2 separate regions of the Mus musculus genome follow, and region 2 is linked to region 1. A link is a loop called in an ENCODE intact Hi-C map of the cell type or tissue named here. Cell type or tissue: heart. All regions are shown on one strand.

What was found. Hi-C counts contacts between places; a loop is a spot of excess contacts. Peaks named below come from ENCODE experiments on the same cell type or tissue, not always from the same donor. Only the 100,000 strongest peaks of a DNase experiment are listed, where the experiment ranks them.
Region 2: it touches region 1 in a loop (2.9-fold over the local background); 7 of 42 quality-filtered maps call a loop at or near these places.

The regions. Positions count from the first base shown.
Region 1 is chr9:75,281,985-75,284,484 of GRCm38, reverse strand. Myo5c (myosin VC) reads right to left here. Exons shown (of 41, transcript NM_001081322.1): 25 at 2,469-2,500; 26 at 499-592; 27 at 275-338. Among named protein-coding and RNA genes, the nearest start is that of Gnb5, 23 kb to the left of the region's middle. In heart, a CTCF peak has its summit at 1,480 (motif pointing left); no DNase peak of the experiment used is centred here; H3K27ac peaks cover 492 bases; H3K27me3 peaks cover 522 bases.
Region 2 is chr9:75,208,913-75,211,412 of GRCm38, reverse strand. Myo5a (myosin VA) reads right to left here. Exons shown (of 41, transcript NM_010864.2): 36 at 2,110-2,199; 37 at 245-395. Among named protein-coding and RNA genes, the nearest start is that of Myo5c, 22 kb to the left of the region's middle. In heart, a CTCF peak has its summit at 964; no DNase peak of the experiment used is centred here.

The DNA.
Region 1 (2,500 bases):
CTTACCCACGAAACCATCTGTCTTTCCAACCCCCAAGACCATTTTGAAGCAGGGTCTCTCAGTGGCCTGGACCTCACTGAGTAGGCTACACTAGCTTCTCGGTAAGTGCAGGGATTCTTCTGTCTCTACCTCCCCATTGGTGGGTTACACGCATGTGAGTCTTCTTCTGAAATGCACGGACTCTTGGGATCACACTCACATGTTAACACTTTGCCGAGTCATGCCTCCAATCTGTTTTACATTTGTAAATGTCTGATAATGTAAAATCGATTACCTGCTTCTAACATCTTCGATGTCATAGCTCTCCAAAAGCTGCTTGGTGACCTCTGACATCCGTTCTAGAAGGAAAGAGAGAGCAGCAGACATTGAATTTGGGCATGACTTCACCCCCATGGCATCTCTGCAGTTGTTTCTACGGCCTACCAGCTGGCCACCCTCTTAGGTATCCAACTAGCAAGCTGCCCAGACTACCCAGTAACCAGTCCATGCCCCTGGTACCTCTCATCTCCCGTTTCTGTGACTGCACGTGCTTTTCCACATCTATCTTCTGGGCTTGCAGCAGCTCTATCTCCTTCTCAAACTCAGAGATGGTCTAAATCAGAGCCGCAAACAGATCCAGTGCAGAGAAAACAGCCGTTACACTTCTCATCAGGCAAGGGCACACCCCGTCACAGAGCATATGGTGGCCTCCCGCCTCCATGCGGCTTCCTAGCAGGAATCTTATCTACTCTCACAGCCTCACATCTTGCCCTGAAGCAGCTCAACTGTGCAACTGTTTGCAGGCCTACCTGGATGCAGGAATGAGCTTCCCTGTTGTAACGGAAGGAAACAATCACAAGTTTGCCATGAGACAGGCAGAGGGCAAGACGGGTAAAACTGCAGGTCGGAAGGCGAAGGTACATTGCTAGGAGGCGTTTTGTCACAGAGGCAGGGGAGGCTAAGCAGCCTGGGAAGACCACCAGGGACAGTTTCCCATGAGCATCTCTGCTTGTTAAAGGGGCTGCATCCACCTCTGTTCACTCTGCAAGTTCATCTCGAGGAAGGTATTTTTCATATTTTGTAGCTAAGACAGATAGAGATATTCTCAGGGGTAGCAGGGGTAAAAAGCCCTCCTCAAATATTGTTATTCGGAGTATTGACAGGTTCTAGCTCCCAATTCAGAGAGGGAGGGGATCAAATACTAGTGCTCCACTTCGACACCTAGTCCTCCTAGCAGGCCTCGAAGTGAGTGGAACAAGCTGAGCCCGCATCGATTAGAAAATGAACTGAAGGTTAAATGACACATTTGGGATCATGTGTCAAGCTCACAGGACTGCCCAGGCTGAAGCCTTGGTTCTTTTCTTGGTTCTTTACATATTTCAGGTAATGTTTACACTTCCTTATTTTCTTCAGATCGCATCACAGAGAGCTTGACAATGACCTTCAAGAGCTCTGAAAACCAGACCTCTTAAAGCATCAGAGGAAGAGAGTGACATCTACTGGTGCCTCCCTCCAAGTGCAGGCTCACAGTTCCCCCGATTTAAGATCAGCCTGGAGAGATGGCCCTACAGTTAAGAGCACTGGCTGCTCTTCCAAAGGGCATGGGCTTGATTCCCAGCACCCACATGCTAGGATTACAGAAGTGCGACACTGTTTCTGACTTTGGTGCTCTGGGAGTCAAAGCTGGAGCCTCCTGTGTGCTAAAAAGGCAGTCTACTAATCAGGCTGCATCCCCAGACCTGAAGTCCTCCTGATCACCCATGTGAATTTTCATGTAACAGTGTAAATGGTGGATAGCAACAATTTCACTTCAGTACAAGAATTCATAAGTTTATAATATGATAAACAATAAGGGTTCACCTGAATTTATAACTTAAATAGGTAGTATTCTTTTAGTCAATCTATTTAAGTAACTGTATAGTTACAATCTTAGAGTGTTAGAACCTGACTTTTCAAATATGAAATACATTTTCAGACAGCCCAGAGGCTGGGACGGAGAGAACTGAGTACCCGGGTGCTGTGTGCCTTCAGTCTGTATGGATGCTCCTGTTGTCTGATCCCTTGGGAATATATAGATGTTAAAGTAAGATGGGGCTAGAAAGGAGAGCACCCTCTGTGACTCAGACTCTCACTTCCCCAAAGGTTGTTTCCAAACACCCTAGCAAGACAGAGTTACAGGGGGCACCTCCTGTATGATGGACACATCTTACTTAGCTAAAGGGCTGAACCAATACCTCCTCCCCTGCCACCCAGGAATCCAGGATAACCTGGGTACAGGCTACCCATCCTCCTCATTTTGCCTGAATCTGTAAGAAGGGGTTCCCTAGCAACGCCTCTTCTGAGCTCTCTTTAGAACCCCTCTTTGGTGTTAATAAATCTCTTAACAAAAGAACAGCCCACTGGGGTCCCTCTGTACCCAAATCTCTGCATTTCTACTGTTTCTGTGAAGATCAAGGGCATCTCTGGAGGAGCTAGAAGGCAGCACACACCTTTGCCTGCTTGCTTAGGCGGGCCACCTCCC
Region 2 (2,500 bases), 73 kb after region 1:
CACAGTAGCTGGAAGTCTTTCTGACAATTAGACGAAGGAGCAAAGTCTACTGCTAGAGAGAAGACAGAGCTTAGTCTTTAGAGAGGAAGTCAACACGGATCCCAGTGCTTCAGACACGTGGAGCCTGACTTCTGTCGCAGTTACCGCTTTATGTTCTCCACATGAACTCATGCCTGTCACACGTACGTACCACTGACCTCATTTGTCAGCAAGCACCCATGATGCTCAGCGACACTGGTCTTACCTATCATTGGCTGAAGAATGTTCTCTAACACCCTCACAAGCTGCTGATAGATCTGAATGGCCAAGTCACTCAGTACTTGCCGATATTCAGCAAGGTCAAAATTGGTGAGGCAGTGCTCATTCTGGCGAGACGTGTTGTGCTTCATAAAGCCCTAGAATCAACACAATGTTAGTGGTGCACAGGAAGCCAATGTCTCTGTCTGCCTCACTCTGCATCCTGCTCATCCCTTCTACCTCGTGCCAGGGTCACTATTCTCAATGCTGTTGCCTGTGTTTTCACACCTGCATTACCCTCTTCTATTTAGCTTTGAATGACAGAGGACCTTGGCAATCTATACTTAAGGCTTTCTAGCAGCAAGATGGGGAAATTTAACTTAAGGAAAGAACATATGTGATTGATAAAACAGCAGGTCTACTGCCAAACACTAAGTAAATAATTGAAAACACTCTTTAACTCTTTAAATACAGTCCTATGCATATAATTACACCCAGAGGAACATGCATAAACTTCTTGATTAGAATAGTTTCTTTATGAACTAGAAAACAATTGAGCTTTGTCATTTTATTCTAACTCATGGTATCTACATGATGATTTCAGTCAGCTCTTAGAAAAGTCTTTCAAATAGCATTGGCTTAGAAGGAGAGCTCCCCAGAAAGGCAGTGCATCTTCCAGTCACTTTCCCCTAAGTATATGGCTCACTGGCCCCACCTAATGACAGAGTAGCTTAGTGGATAACGCAGTCTAAATGAGGGGCCAGGAGGATCACCTTCATGGCCTTTCTCAGGATTCTGCTCCCTCAGGCCCAAGTTCTAGATGTCCTGCTCATCTCTGTATATCCTGCCATCCTGCCGTGACAGTCCTTTGTTCTGCCTGTCAGAGAGTATTACTGACCAGTTTCTTTGCTGCCTTTCTGACAAAGAATGGGGAGATGGGATGGGGTGAGGTCAGGCAACAGGTCTCTGAGCTGTGCAGATGCAGAGTCACAGCTCTGCTCCTTGTGTCAAGAGGTTACAGACTAATGGATGAATCTCACTGAGCCTCATCTGTAAAATGGGTTTACTGCCAATGATTGTATCAATTACATGTCAAAATATACTGAGTACTGTTAGACACACAGTAAGTAGCTTTTAGTTTAATCAATACTTTAGATTTATACTTGGCTAAACTCTATCAAACAACAAATAAACACTTCACTACAAACAGATACATATGTGATTCTTTTTTTGTTTTCAAAACAGGATTTCTGTGTAGCTCTGGCTGTCCTTGAACTCAGAGACCCAACTCTCTCTACCTCCATGCCCAGGCGTATAAACAATTTTTTGTTGGTTGTTTTTTTTTAAGATTTATTTATTATTATATGTGAGTACCTTGTAGCTGTCTTCAGACACACCAGAAGAGGGTGTCAGATCTCATTACGGATGGTTGTGAGCCACCATGTGGTTGCTGGGATTTGAACTCAGGACCTTCAGAATAGCAGTCAGTGTTCTTAACCACTGAGCCATCTCTCTAGCCCCTGTTGGTTGCCTTTAAGGAACTTAGCCTAAAAAGATTCATTTCTTTAAACAATTCTATATCCCAATCCTAAACTCATAAACTAACACAACATGTAAAGAACAACTTGTTTTCTGGTAATTACTCTCTGAATGGTGCTTGGCTTGCTTTTGACATGCTGTCTTTAAATGCTAGGAAGGAAGAAGCTACATCACTGCCCCATTCACCATGAGACAGCAAACATCATCAAAGCAGTGCATTTCCTGTTTGGGGGTTTGGAAATTAAATTAACATGATTCAAACATTTTTAAACTTTCCCTTTAAAAGGTCAAAAAAAGTAAAACATGTTGTTTTTACCACTAAGGTTTTCTCACCTCCTCTCCACTATATTGCTTCAAACAGTGCAAAAATCGACATGTGTTAGAGAGCCAGAAGGAGACAGTTTCAAAATCGTCACCTCTTTTCTGAAAGAGAAAAGAAATCTAAATCTGTCTTATCCTTAGGGAAAAAGTTAGGCAGACACAGAAGACACACTTCTTTTACAAACAAACCATCATAAACTATGACACAGATAAACCAGACTGTAGTTTTATGCCATTGCCAGTTTACCTCAGTCTCCTGATATTTGCTACTGTTCTTGCCGTCAGAAAAGTATGCTAACTTAGCTGTCTTTTGTGCAGAAAAACTTTACTTCTCAGCTGACTCAGACAGACTCACTTGCTTGGGATTAATGAAGGGAATCAGTAAGAGCTAAAGGCACAAAGG